3 separate regions of the Homo sapiens genome follow, and regions 1 and 3 are each linked to region 2. Evidence: chromatin loops called from intact Hi-C (ENCODE). Cell type or tissue: heart right ventricle. All regions are shown on one strand.

What was found. Hi-C counts contacts between places; a loop is a spot of excess contacts. Peaks named below come from ENCODE experiments on the same cell type or tissue, not always from the same donor. Only the 100,000 strongest peaks of a DNase experiment are listed, where the experiment ranks them.
Region 1: a loop joins it to region 2, with 4 times the contacts of the local background. A loop is called at or near these places in 48 of 110 quality-filtered maps.
Region 3: a loop joins it to region 2, with 2.2 times the contacts of the local background. A loop is called at or near these places in 10 of 110 quality-filtered maps.

What each region holds. Positions count from the first base shown.
Region 1 is chr14:95,096,815-95,101,814 of GRCh38, forward strand. It overlaps DICER1 (dicer 1, ribonuclease III), which reads right to left. Exons shown (of 27, transcript NM_177438.3): 22 at 2,966-3,121. Among named protein-coding and RNA genes, the nearest start is that of MIR3173, 39 kb to the right of the region's middle. In heart right ventricle, CTCF peaks have their summits at 2,368 (motif pointing left) and 2,568; a DNase peak (open chromatin) is centred at 2,347.
Region 2 is chr14:95,429,645-95,434,644 of GRCh38, forward strand. It overlaps SYNE3 (spectrin repeat containing nuclear envelope family member 3), which reads right to left. Exons shown (of 18, transcript NM_152592.6): 16 at 3,616-3,765; 17 at 2,435-2,473. Among named protein-coding and RNA genes, the nearest start is that of SYNE3-AS1, 84 kb to the right of the region's middle. RefSeq lists an enhancer at 1,830-1,969. In heart right ventricle, CTCF peaks have their summits at 1,755, 1,955 and 2,753 (motif pointing left); DNase peaks (open chromatin) are centred at 1,744, 2,332 and 2,716; H3K27ac peaks cover 358 bases.
Region 3 is chr14:95,183,147-95,188,146 of GRCh38, forward strand. It overlaps CLMN (calmin), which reads right to left. Exons shown (of 13, transcript NM_024734.4): 13 at 1-5,000. Among named protein-coding and RNA genes, the nearest start is that of DICER1-AS1, 28 kb to the left of the region's middle. In heart right ventricle, no CTCF peak of the experiment used is centred here; DNase peaks (open chromatin) are centred at 1,405, 2,425, 2,878 and 3,235; H3K4me3 peaks cover 381 bases; H3K27ac peaks cover 4,767 bases; H3K27me3 peaks cover 725 bases.

The DNA.
Region 1 (5,000 bases), 330 kb before region 2:
AACCACAAATACTAAAAGGCAACTTTAAAATCATGGCCATTTGTTTTCAATTAACATAAAATAAGTTATTTAATCATATAAACAAAGTAAAACATGTTCTTTGAATGTTCGTTTTCTAAGTTATAAAATGACCTTTATCCAGTATGAAGCTTTAAGTTAAGGACTTTGAACATGGATATAAAGTTAAAATTAATGTCCACAATGCAAAACTTCAACTAAGTCGTCTAACTCTGGTAGGACACACAATGAAAGCACTCATATGCTGATCACACAGATCTTCAATTTTGCTGACAAAATTTGAAAATGTGGTAATTTGATTTTCAAAAAGATTTTCAAACTAATAAAACGAAATTCCAGATGTAGAAAAGCATTACCTTTGCAATTAAGAATATAATATAAAAACAGATAAAATCATTTTTTAAAATGTACAATAGGATTTTATAATAAAGCTTTTTGTCCCTATTTCCACTTCAAAGTATACTTGCCACAAAAAAACTACACTGCTTTCCTTAAAAAATAAAAGTGATCACTGCACTAAGCTATGAATTTGAGAAGTTACGTTTTTTCCCTCCACTCTGAACTACGGTAATCAGGGGAACAGATTATAGCATAACTGACAAAAATGGAAGAAAATTTAGACTAACATGAAACACAACAATCCAATTTCTGTCAAAAGATCTTTGCTAATTCCAATTTCTTTGGCAAAAGCTTATTTGTGAGTGACAACCTTAATAATGGGCTAGATTTCAGTAATGATGTAACTTCTTTGCAATCCTAGAAAGATGCCAAATTTCTGTTATGCAAGTTTTTAAAAAACCAAAAAACTTGTGAAGGGGGAAGACGAAGGGTGTGCATCAATGTTGATTGTAACAACTTTCCAGTGTTCTGACAAAAAAAAGTTGCAACCTTCAAGCATTTTTTAAATACTACAAATATTTTAAACTAGACTCAAGATATAAACACTACATTTGTCTGAAAAGAAATAGCAGTAAGCCAAGCCATATCTCTAACTATTTATCTTTTCATTTTTTTAATTAAGAAAGAAACACCTTTTCAAGAATAAGGAACACCAAAAGCAACTGTAGCGGCAGACCTCAAGGAACATTTCCTGCTAACAATCTTAGACTTTCCAAGGCAACATGAAGATGTTTTTGATTGGTCCTTAAGAAAAAGAGGGCCAAACTGCGATTTTTAAAAAATCAGACAATATTTTTTTTTTATTGAAAAAAACCTTCTGTATCTTTAGAAAGGTGCCACCATAAGCCAAAAGTGGCAGAGCACAAAAATCACAAAGGGCTGACTTTTATCACAAACTGTGTGATCCTGGGCAAAGCCTTTTAGTGCCTCTGGGTTTCAGATGCTTCATCTACAAAAGAGTGGGGTTCTGTCTCATAAAATGTTTTTCAAGAGCACTTCAAGCCTTTTAAGAAAAAACAGCCACATGAAATCCTTTTCTATATCATTCAAGTCAACTTTGATACTCTCGTCTATTAAGAGGCGTTTTAGCATGCAAAGGTTTCCACTTAAGCCCATTTGCTGAAGGGCCAGAGCAAGGTAGGGAGAATGGCAATGCAACCAGCCAAAACCACAGTGTATCTTTTCAATATAATGCAAGGGCCTATATTTCAATAAAAGTAACTTACTAAATAAAAATCTGAACAGTATTTCTAATGAATTCCAATAACCAAAGTGCCATCAGAAACATTAAGAAAAATAAATTGAACTTTGTGTTGTATCTTAAAAAAAAAATCAATGACATGCCAATGTCACCTTCATGCTACAAGTTTTTAAAAAGAGCCAAAAACATTATGAAACGGTATTAACAAAGGAGGATGACTGTTACTGGAATGTTATTCATAGAAATACCATACCATTTCTAAAGTTGAAAATCTATACATTTTCCTCTAAGGTTCTACATATTTCTAAATTAATAACAAATAATTGTTCGGACCTAACTTGCATTAAAATATTCCCTTAATGCTTTTCCAAATAAGTTCTAATTCTGTAATAAGACAAATACTACATGAGTTAAAAACATCCTCAATAAATAGGTAAAAATCCAAATAGTGTCACTGAACATGCTACCTGGAAATACTTAAAGGCAGATATATAGGATACATGCATCACAAAGAAGACATGGAGAAAATGGATATTTAAAAATATAACCTTTGAAAGAAAAAAACGGTATTATCATTGTTGGCCTGAGGTAAAAATGAAGTAACAATGAGCCAATTTATTTTTAATGCAAAATAAATCTCCAAGAAATGAAACTGTCTGAAGCATTGCCTTTAACTTCGGAAGAGGCACTAGAACTCTCCCAGTCAACCACCACTGCGCTGGTTCCTGCAGTTTGGAGGCCCTCCCAAGTGCCCTCTGGTGGCCTTCAAGACAAGACAAAATGAAGTGGCTGTTGCTGATATTTGGAGTCTTCTTAAGTCACTGGCAAGATTTAAATTATTTCCAGAAAATAACAATCTTTATGGATGATTTTTTTTTTTTAAGTTCACAGGAGTCCTGACTGGGAAAACCCTGAGCTACAAAAGCAAGATTTTACTGAAATTAATTATTTCACAGACAGACTGGAGATCACAGGTCACTGAAAAGTCATTTCACTGAACAGAGCTAAGGATCTAGGATAAATTGTAATAACAGCAAAGTGAAATTTTTTTAAAGAAGAGCAAAACTCAAAGTCAAAACATCACATACTCTTATGCCTTTGGAAAAGAAATAATAAAAATAGAAATTTGCCTCCATCAAAATTATAATACTATTTCTGAATTCAGTGAAAAGACAGTGTAATTAAAGGAATTAATTAAATATATCAAATATCTACTCTATTATAAACATACCAAGAAAATGAAACAAAAAATTAATAAAACAAATTATTTGGCTCACCGAAAAGTAAATCCCTCCAGTTACACACACACACACACACACACACACACACACACACACACAAACTTACCATTTCATCTTTTTCCCATTTATCTGTGTTGCTTTTGTCTTGATTTACTACATAACCAGGAGGAAGCCAATTCACAGGGGGATCAAATATTGACACCACCATGCGGCTGGGTAGTCCCTTCTTTTTTCCAAGGCGATACAGATTACAGTTGCTGACCTTTAGCAGAAAATATTAGGATACTTATCCATAAATGATCACTGCTGGAATTCATTCAAGGCATATTAACATATCCTCAGTTAAATGTTCTTAAAATTAATCAATTAATTATATGTCATCAATTAATTATAAGGGCTCTACAGTTTTTCTACCCATTCATGTTATAAAAAGAATATTAAATTCCCACATATTCTATGCTTTTTTGGTGTAAATATTTCTGAATATAAGATGCAGAGCAGAAAAAATAATGTATATAACTATGCATACTCCTTATGAATGACTGAGAAGAAACACTTCAGACAATATCAAAGCCTTGAAAATACAACCTGATGATATAAAATGCAAACTGCTAACTGGAATTACCAAAGTAGAAAAGAACCCATAGAAAAAGTCAAGATGTCACAATATTTTCAATGAAATGGGGGGAGGATGCCATCAGCTCTAGCTGCAAAGTGAAAACTGGCACCGAACAAAACTGAAACAATGTTATATTCCTAGAATCGAAGCCACAAACGGGATTTCAACTGTAATGCTCTCTCAAATATTATTCCTTTGTTTTACAGCCATTTCAAGACACTTTTATTCAACTTAAAAAAAATGAACCAAAAGGTTTCTGTTTATTCACATTAATGGAACAGCTTTACTATCTTACCCTCTACTCCGGTCTGTTTTTCCTAATGCCTCTATCTCCTTCTTAATTTCTCACATCATTGCATTTCTGTCAAGTTAGTACTTGGAAACTAGGGTCTAGAATTGTCAATCCCATTTTCATTTTCATAAAGCTCGGTTCCTTATTATTAAGTACTTCATTAGCCCTCTTCCCATGTAACTCAACTATTGTTTAATAGACACCCCCCATATGAGAGGCACTCGATTGGGCAACCCTGAGGGAACGATGGCAGCAGGACAGAGGGGCAGTCCTCGTGACACACAGGCTAGCAGGGAAAAGGAGGGTACGTGTGACCACTATAGCCAAAAGTACTCTCCCTCTCTGCCTGAAACGTAGCAGGCTGAAATAAATGCTAGCTTCCCTTTCCAAGCTAAGAGAACAAAGCATCACAAGCGCCAAGAAGAGGATAAAGTACAACGTGGACTCATGGGAGGGAAATCACATTCCAAGTTGACAGAAATGGTGGGCAGGATGAAGAAAGAGCTACGTAAGGTCTCAAATATGGGGCAAAATTCTGGACAGGTAGAGATGGAGGCAAGCCCTCTGCAGAAGGAAGGACAGAGCAAGGGCCCCAAGGCTGGGGGTCTGAGCGTGGAGTCTGTCCAATGAGCTGCAAGGGGCTTCCACCTGCTTAGGATCCAAAACGCATCAGGGCTGAAAGGGCCTGAACAGCAGGCTGAGGGAGTGATCATTCTTTCTGCAGAAATAAGGAGTAGAAGGTTTCTGAGCAGACAAATGGACGAGTTTTGTAATAGAAAGTCACCTCTGTCTTGTCTAACAGAGTATCCTATCCTATTGCCTATGCCACACTTGTCCAAGCCTCTGATACTTTCTTCCTGCAACCACCTCTTGGAAATCTCATCCATTCTCAGAGCTTCCGTATGGCGACTACTCTACAAAACCGTATCTGAATCCTACAGCCTCAATTATCTGAACATTTCCACTTCATATTCCATGAGGTCTAAAATCTCAACTCTAACATGGACTTCCCACATTTCTCCCTACCTCCCTGCTACTGCCACTGCCCCCAAGTTGCCAGTTTACGTGGTTGTTATGACTGCGCCTCCAGTCCACCTCAAGATCATCCTGGGAGGCCTTGGACACACTCCTGACTCTCCCAGATGAACAGTTAGGTGACCTGACAGGAGCCCATTCGACTCTCTAAGTGTGAGTCCCCTCATCTGCAAAACAGGGATGTGTTGTCTCTTT
Region 2 (5,000 bases):
AGATTTTTACACATCCAATTGTTTTAAACATAGCCCAAGTAAGCAGATTCTTTAGTCATTTAGGGCTTTCCGTCTTTGCATACCCCACCAAGCTGTGCCCAACGTCTTCTGGTCATAGACAAGATACACCTCAGGGCTACATGGATCACAAGTGGTGTGACCTTCAGAGCTCTCTGACCCAGAGATTCCCACTGTGCTACTGAGCAACATCAGCTGGACATGTGCGCTCTGGTCCCATCCCCCTCTCTCCACCCAAGCAGGATGTACAGTCTACAGGACAGGTCACTGCTCTTCTGTTCACTGATCTTGGCACAGTCAGAACTAAGGAAGGAAGGAAGGAAGGAAGGAAGGAAGGAAAGAAGGGAGGGAGGGAGGGAGGGTAGAGACAGCAATGAACGCTATGGCTGTGAACATACCACAGTAACACATTAATTACAGGTTGTAGGAACCTGAGGCTGTGCTGGAGGGCTGGTGTTAGCCAGCAAATGTCACTACTCAAAAACATTTAGTGTGCACTTACTATGTGCTAGGCACCATGGCTAGACACCAGGGGGACCAGACTTGACACCCACATGGATCCTGGCCTAGGGGCTGCATAGGTGGGGGCTTCCAACCAGAGAGAGGCTTAAAGTGCAGGAGCTAGAGTCGGTCTGGACACAAGGTCCTAGGTCCCCCGTCTCCCACCAGGACCCACCAGGCTGGCCTGTGTAGAGCACCTGTCCTTTCCTGATGATTTTCCCTTTCTCATGAGAAGTGTGTTTGTTATTCTAAACTGGGGGGTGTTGGGGGCAGGGCTTAAGTGATCAGAAGCATTTCTACTTTCATATACAACAGTTCACACGATCTTCAAAATAAGTTCATGAAGTAAATAAGGTTGCCATTAATAGTTCCATTTTAGGCTGGGTGCAGTGGCTCATGCCTGTAATCCCAGCACTTTGGGAGGCCGAAGAGGGTGGATCACCTGAGGTCAGGAGTTTGAGACTAGCCTGGCCAACATGGTGAAACCCCGTCTCTACTGAAAATACAAAAATTAGCCGGGTGTGGTAGCGCATGCCTGTAATCCCAGCTACTTGGGAGGCTGAGGCAGGAAAATTGCTTGAACCTGGGAGGCAGAGGTTGCAGTGAGCTGAGATTGTGCCATTGCACTCCAGCCTGTGTGACAGGAGACTCTGTCTCAAAGGAAAAAAAAAAAAAAGCTCCATTTTATAGATGGGGAAAGTGAACCCCAAGGGGCCAAACAACTCCCTCGAAGCCACAAAGCCAGTTGGTATTGGGCCCAGAGCCCAGCCTTGATTTTGTGACTGCCCTGCCCAGTCCATTGGTTACCCACTCTCCTATAGATGTTACTTATGACACCAGCCAGAGGCCAAGAAGAAATCACAGATTTCTAGGAAACACAGATTCCAAAGAATGAGAGATCTCAAGGAACTCAGAGCTCCTTGGATCAGAGCATGCCGGAGGAGGCTCGTGTCATTACGGGCCAATGCCTAGCAGGAAAACACAGCATTCATTCCCTTGGAAACAGTGGCACTAGGAGACACCGATTTACACTTGGCTTTTCCAGAAATGGGGAGACACCCCAGGCCCCAGGGAAGTCTTCTCCAAGTCACAACGTGGAAGTTTAACAACATGAGTTTTGGATTCAGAGGCCAGAGACCACTGAGGGGCTGAGGCCTTCCTTGAACAAGTCACTTCAGGCTTGCCCCTTCTGTTTCCTCGCGCTGAAAGTTGAGATTATACTGCCTCCTAGGTGTCACTGGGAGAGTTACAGGAGAGGCCCTAACCACAACTTAGCACAGTTCCTGGCACACACAGTGGATGGCCAATACATAGCATCTCGAGTAATAATCATACCTATTACTCATTGTTGTCGTTATTACTGCTGTTATTGTTATTGCTTCAGCCTGCAAAGACCCTGGGAGTGACTCTGAGCACGGCTCAGTAGGGTAAGTGGAAACACCTGCCTAGTAGAACTCAAAGGCACAATCCCTCCCTCTCCTGTCCCTACCGAGCCCCATAGACTCTCCATCACCAGGGTGGCCACACCGTCCAGTTTGCCCGCAACAACCCAGGTTTCCTGGGACAGTCCCGGTTCACACCTGCTGTCACAGCATAATCATTGGTAGCATCTTTGTCCACTCCCCAGCGTGTCCTGATTTAGGAGGGTGAACTCCAAGATCCCCTCTCTGCTATGTGCCTGTCCCAGCGGAGGACTCTGCACACCCTGCCAGCCTCCCCCCAAGCCTGGGGCTTCTTGAAATCAAGAATCCTGGGGCCCAGCACAGCGCAGCCCAGAGTTGATCCCCCATAAATGTTCTTTGGTCTTCCTGGAACCTTCCAGAAAGCCCACGAGTCTTGCCCCAGTGTCACGGGCCCACCAACCCTCCAGGCACCCTGCCTGCTAGCCGTGTGGAGCAGATGGCAGACACTGTACCTTTTGGAATCCAGTCGGCTCCCCTGGAGAACTTTGTGTCTGTTATTTTAGGGAAGGAGAGGAAAAGGGGGGAAAAAAATAAGTTAAGTGAGTGAAACTTAAATCCCAACAGAGCCTGTAATGGAATATTCGTTTTGTCAGGGGAGTGTTTCTTTAAAACTTCTGGTCATCTGGACAGCCTGAGCCAGCAGATGATTCGATTTAATGAGCTTTTTAACACACTTCAGGCCCAGCTGGGATTCTGTCTGGAAAGGCCGTGGCCAAGGCCGGCGGGGGCCATGGCCAACCTGGCTTGGGCTGGGCTGACACCTAGTGGCCGTCTCGGCTGCTCCCGGGCCAGGAAAGCCTGGGGCGCCCAGCTTGGGGCTGGGGTCTGAGGCTGAAAGGGCCCTTAAGGGCCAGCTCACCACCCTCCTCAGACTTAGGGACCTAGGAAACTTAATGTCCGTGCCTCAGTTTCCTCATTGGTTCACAGGGCATATAACAGCACCTCCTTTAAAGGGCTGTTATAAGGACATAGCATTGAGCAAAGGTTATGATCATTACTAGTTTTGCTATTATTATTATTATTATTATTATTATTATTATTATTATTATTATTTGGTGTGAGGAGACACAGGGGCCCCCGAAAAGGAAGGTGCTTGCTCAACTAAGACACAGGGCAAGTTAGAGACATGGGGCTGGACCCCAGGGCTCCTGATGCCACTCCAGTGCTTCCCCAGGTCACGCCTACAACACACGGGTGTGTCTGCAGGCTGGCTCTGCCACTGACCACCCACGCGGCCTCGGGCAAGGTTTTTCACTGCTTGGAGTCTCAGCTCCCCTCTGCAGTCTGGAGATACAATGACTTGAGCAGAGGGGAACCGTACAGACTGAATGGGACGGTGCACACAGGGCCCTCGGCTTGGGAGATAGGAAGCACTCCTTACACATTAATTATGAGGTCACTGCTGTCCTGACTGGGACTTCAGCCTCATGAGGTGGTTGGATGGCCAAATGGCGTCACCTAAGTGCCCAGAACCCATGAGTGTCCCTGTCCTCTGCCTGAGTGGTCACCACTGTCTGGTGTGTGAATGCACAGGGCAGGGTGGATGCAGGCTTAGCACTGTATCCCCAGGCAAATACGGCCCAGCTATAGTCCTGTCCCTGGAATCTGGGACCTGCACATCCTTGGCACCTACCAGCAGGTGGCCAGAGTCCTTCAGCTTGGACTTGTACAGCATCCACTGGTAGCGCAGATCTTCCAGCTCATCCGAGGTCCCCCTTGCTGGCCCGAGACGAAGGAGGTTCTCAAAGAGATGCTGACCTTCTGGCACCCGAGCCTCCAGCTCCTGGGGGAAACAGCAGCGTCATGGTGCGGCTTCCAAATGGCCCAGACAGCCCCACCTGAATGGTAAGGATGGGTCCATCAAATTTCACTTGACAGACAGGTAGGCAGGGAGGAGGCAGACAGAATCCATAAAGTGGGACTCCCATCTGTGCAATTCAAGCCAAGGCCTAGCCCTTGCTCTCAGGAATGCTACAGGATGGCCTCCTGCATGGAACGGGCAGCTGGGCTGCAGACCTCCAGTGGTCACTTCCAAATATGACATTCCAGGACCAAGTCCTCCAGAGGGCTTGACTAGAGTTCGCATCATTCTAAAAGCTGTCATTGTGAACATGTCTTTCTGTTAGCATTTTGAGCCTGGCAGAATGGTGTTTTAATGTGCAGATTTTTCTCAGGAAATAGAAGTACTGTGTTCCCTTGGGATGGAAACTTTTATTCTCAGGACTCCTGAGAGGTGGTGTGATGGGGCAGTAGGAGCGGGGCTATAAATCCGGGAGCCCAGTTTTAAATCCTGGCTTTGGATCCTGGCTCTGCCCCATTCTACTAGCATGTAATATGGGACACCTTGCTTAGCTTCTCAGAGCCCACAGGAATGTATGCTGTACAAAAAGCAAGGGGGTTTAACTTGAGGAACGGAAAGTCATTTCTGATATGGCTGGAGTTGGGTGGTGGTGCGGTGGGGGGAATGAGAGGAGTAGCCAGATATGAGACAGGAGAGGCAGGCAAGGAAGATTTCCAGGTAATGGCCAACTAGATAATTGGGACCAAACCTCCCACTAAGGACAAAATATTTAAAGCATTTTAAAGGCATAAAAGTATTAACAAAAGAATGTGAGGCACACCGGGCCACAACTTGGGAAAGAATGAAAACCCAGGGCAGTCAGTGCTGTGTTCAGATCTGCTTTTGCCCACAGAACATTTGCCAATTTGGAAGGAATAGCTGTAAAACATCTTTGCTTTTGGCAGCCTCACTGGGCTGGGGAGACAAAGGCCAAAGTCTGGGGCCTGCAGAGGTAGAGATTCTGATAGGGTTCATTCACCCTTTTGCTGAGCTCCTAAAGCCTTCACCCTATTAAAAATGAACCAGAAGTAAACCTGGACCTTGTGTAGACTTGCAGCCCAGTTCAAAGTCATCTTAGTAGACCAGGGAAACTCAAGCCTTGAACTTGGATTTAGTGGTCCCAGAATGAAAGGTCCCTACTCGCCTGGCAGTAGCAAATAAAATCAACTCTGGAGGAA
Region 3 (5,000 bases), 250 kb before region 2:
ATCTGCAGGTGAGCCACAGCTAGGACGTGGGTTCTCCATACCCATACCAGTGTTGGCCTGCTTTGGACAATGTCAACTCTCCAGACAACAGGCACTCCCAGAGTTTCCTTTAAAAAAGTGTCTAAATCCTTGCATGACATTTAGCAATACTGGCATTCTGGCACAGCATGGGCTTGTAGAGAATACACACCTATTGATTTTTGCTGGGGCTAAAGGAAGTGGTAGCTATTGCAAACAGAATACAAGTATCAAATGATATTTTGCTATTTTGTTTTTTGTAACAATGCAAAAATCACTACTTTTAAGCTTAAAATACAGGAAAAATAATAATCCCTGCCTCAGAGACCAACCAGTTATGAATTCATCCAAGTAATTCGTGGTCTCTACTTCTCCATTTTAATTACACTGCCCTCAGGCCTTCTCTACTTTTCTTTTTGAAGGAGAAAGCCCAATTTCCTACTCTGTGAAGTACGTGTTAGAGGTGCAGAGATGAGCAGCTGGGGGCAGGATGTATAGTTAATTGGAGGCCCTGAAGAACTGTCTTTGATGTTGGACACTGAGATTTTACTGCAAAAGACCCTTTCAAGGCGGCCATTTTGGTTGCAAATTTGCAACTGCAGTGAAGTTTAGAGTGTTTGAAAATAACAGTCCTATGTTCCCAGTTCTGCTACTTACTAGTTCACGCTATGACCTTATTTTTCTGTCCTGTGCTTTAGCTTCCTTTCCGAAATAAACACCTCCCACGATTGTTCTAAGGGTCAAGTGAGTTAATGAGTAAACAATGGCTTAAACTTCCTCTTGCAAAAAGGCCTGAGTTAGATTTGAGACAGGGTAGCTCAGAAAAAAGTAATGGATTGGAGAGAGGTTGGAAGAAGCTATGGTACACTAAGGGTTAGGGAAAGAGGTATAGTCAACGCTTGCTTCAAGAGGAAGGAAATAGAGAAAAGGGGGCTGCTGGGCATCCTACAACTTCATAAACTTTCAAGAAAAGTATTTTTCATCCAACAAATATGTGCTGAATGCCTATAATGCACAGAAGCTCAGAAGTTAGTTTGCCAAGATCACCCAGAGATCTGGTGACAGAGCTGGGACTCCAATCTAAATCTGGCTGACTCCCAAACCTGACTTCTTTCTCTAGCCCACAATACCTCCCAGAGAAGAAGGCAGTGATTAAAATGAAAACAAAAAAAAGGGTTCCTTTAAAGAGAACACTGCTAGATGAAGCTATTCTTGACATCTGAGTGTCAGGGATTTAAACAAATTAGCAGTGCGATTGAGGCCGTGGATTGTTGAGGCATGTGTATATTTAAAAACAACTTGGTCAAACAGTACAAAATACTGGTTGTCTTTTTCCCATAGACAAGAATGTTTTTTGGCATGTTGCTCCAGCCCTGGCTGGGAGGAACTGCTTGCTTGATGTGTTCTCATCAAGGTTCTCAGAACAAGTTCTAAACACAAAGAAGCCAGTATTCCCAGCATTGTGGGGTCTGGCAACTGCAGAACACTCAGCTCAGAAACTCTGATAACTTTTGTGGGCTCTTGGGGAACCAGCAGCTCTGAGTCTCCAGGCTTTTGACCCACACCTGACCAAGCTCACCCCATGCCCTGTCTCACACACAATGGTAGAGAAGTGACAAGACCTGAAGGTCCTGTAGGACTCTTAAGAAAAATCAGAGTGAAGGCCAGGCACAGTGGTTCATGCCTATAATCCCAGCATTTTGGTAGGCCAAGGCAGGAGGATCACTTGAGGCCAGGAGTTCGAGACCAGCCTGAGCAACAGTGAGACCTGTATCTATAAAAGATAAAAAAATTAGGTGGGCGTGGTGGCATGCACCTGTACTACCAGCTACTTGGGAGGCTGAGGCAGGAGGATTGCCTGAGCCCAGGAGTTTCAGGCTGCAGTGAGCTGTGATCACACCACTGTACTCCAGCCTCGGTGACAGAGTAAGATGCTGTCTCTTAAAAAAAAAATCAGAGTGAAGAGGGCAGGTGCTCACGTGGAGCCCAAAGATACAGGTGTCTGCACACGATGGAAATGGAACCTGTGCAAAGTCCATGCAAAGTCTGTGCACCGGGCTCACTTCCATGAGCTGCTGACTGCTGTTTTCCAAGGAAATGCCTGATGAGAGCAAGGCGCAAGATCTGTGGAGCTCAAGGGGATGCTTGTGTCTCATGTTTGGTTCTCCCACGCTGGCTGTTAGGGGAAAAGAGCCATAGCAATTTTCAGCACAGAAGCACAATAATGCCCACTCCAGCTCCCAGCCTTCCACCACCCAACCCAGGTCCTGGACCTTGTCATTAGGGCAGCCCCCTCATCAGTTGGATGGGACAGAACAACCTGCTATGTGGTGATGGTTCCAGATGGCAGCTGCTGGCCCAAGACGTTAAATCTTCCCCAAATGCTGTGTCAGCAGTGATTATGCAATGTCGGGGAAGGAGAAATAACACAGCTGGGCCTCACAGGGCTTTGTGCAGTCTCATTTCCTGGCTGAGAAGGTCCCGAGATACCAGGCTGACTGGAAGCTCCCACACAGCCCATTTCTGGGACCTGAGGGCGCAAGGCTCCACAGAGGAATACCGGCGGGGAATGCAGTGGAGACCCCCAGGAAGGTGTCTCCAAGCAGAAGGGAGAGAGAGGCCGTGTCTCAAAACTCCAGAGGCTTCTGAAGTCCTTCTGGAGAGTTAAGAAAATCGGAGCTCATGTGAAAGCATTCTTGTCATACAACTGCCTTCCAATGGCATGACCACGGAAGGAGAACAGCTCCTCACCAAAGCAGCCATGATGGATTCTGACATTTTCGTAAGACACATCTGTACTTGCTAATTCTGACTTTTGTTGGAGAGATGAGCTCCATGGTGTTCTGAGTCCCTAGCGATGGTGGGTAGGGAGGTTAGCTTCAGCAGCTGAGGCTGTGGTTTTGTAGTAAACTTAACTGGGAATGAAGATGGCTATCTGGAGGTCATCAACTAGCAGGGCGACTAGTCGTTTCCTCTTTCTAATCTTCAGTTTTTCATCTCTTAAATGAGGCACTGAACGCTTACATAATTCCTGAGGTTTTCGAACAGTCTGTGACTTACAGAGATCAACAACACAGGCTGCCCCCAGTGCCTCTGCCTTCCCTCTGTTCCATCCTGATAAAGAGCAGGCATGCACTGCATGGGAAGAGGGTGGGGGGAACTATGCTGAACCTCAGAAATGGAGACGCCCATGTTCTGGGTGGCTGCCCGAGGGGCAGCAAGAGTGTCCTGCTTCTGAGCCTTGGTGGGAGAACATCTCCCCACAAAGGTCAGGTCTGACCAGGAAGCCCCGACCACCTGATCATCAACTATGGCAAGATACAAACTTCGACGAGGCAATGTTGGCCACGTTCAACAGAGAATCCGCGCTGTTTGTTTGCTGGCAAACACCTGTGTGGACTACTTGTTTCTTTATTTTTGAGACAGCGTCTCGCTCTGTCACTCAGGTGGAGTAAAATAGCAGGATCATAGCTCACAGTAACCTCAAAGTCATGGGCTCAAACAATTCTCCTGCCTCATCCTCCTGAGTAGCTGGGACTATAAGTGTATGCCACCACTAATTTAAATTTAACTTTTTGTAGAGATGGAGTCTTGCTATGTTGTGCAGGCTGGTCTTGAATTCCTGGCCTCAAGCGATCCTCCTGCCTTGGCCTCCCAAAGGGCTGGGATTATAGGTGTGAGCCACTACTGTGCCTAGCCAGTTTTCTGTTTCTTAAGTGAAGCAAGGGTGGTAAAGAAAACCTAGAACCCAGACCACCACATAGACTATATCTTTGGGGAGGCAGGAGATCTAAGATCATTTACTGACAATAGGCAGCAAAACCAGGGGGAAGGAAGGAAGGTAATAACTAATCATGGCATTCAAGCAGAGCTTAGCCATGCTATGTATCCCTCTCCTGCACTTGGCACAGCATTACACAAAATCACTTAGCAGACCACAGCTCAACAGGATGGATGTTGCTGCAGTCCCAGCTGGACTCAGGGCACGTTCACAAACCAGTCAGAGCAGCAAGCCCCCTAAGCAACCTGTGAGATAACTCAAATGGGGTTTATGGATCAAGATGGTATACTGAACACATGAGCCTGTTTCTTCCCTCATGAAACCCCATGAAAATAGGAGCAGAGGAATGAAAGTTATATTAATACAACCATGAACACAGAATACAGAAGAGAACAGTAAGCAAGAGCTAGCAACCTATTTATGCAGGAATGGAACTGATGGAAAAGTGAGCAGGGAGGGGGATCCTAAAACCACATGCCTGCAGAGGGGAGGCCACAGAGTGGTCAGCAGAGATGCCCTGTGGCCTCCAGGAGAGGCTTGGGGATTGGAATAGGAGGGATGGGGTGAGACATGGGGCTGAAGACCAGGGCATTTATTGGCTCTGAGGTCCCCTGTCCTTCCCATGCAGCCAGATGACCACTGTGCTCCTACTCCATGGAGAAATCAGAGCAGCTCCAACTCAGGGACACCAGGCACAGCAAAGGTTGAAGCAACTTAATGAAAGTCTAAATACTCACGGGTGATGAGGCTGCCTGCTCAGCGGTCAGGACTCGGGCACACTGAGTATAGACCAGGGTCTCTGGATATGGTCCTACAGTTGTGCATTGCACAGAGGCACTTGGCTAAAGAGGGCAATTAGGAGTTAAAATCTAGCCTTTTCATTGTTCCTCGAGCATTGTCCAAGCTCAGAGCTGGGTATGTCTGGAGGAAGGGGCAAAAGGTGTCCTTTGCCAGTCAAGCCAAGTGCTCATGGGGACTTCTGCCCAGATGGGACACCATTTTTGAAACCACATGAGTACTCAGCATAGGCTAAAAGCCCTGTGTATGCCCGTTTCCCAGGAAGGAGAGTAGTGGGAATATCTCTCAAGAAACAGAATGAGCCCCAGAGAAAACACGTGCAAATACTGACAGGCAGTGTTCTCCAATGATGAGTCCAGGTGCCCACCTGGTGACCCTAGTGGAAAAGCTCACCAGTTGGCAC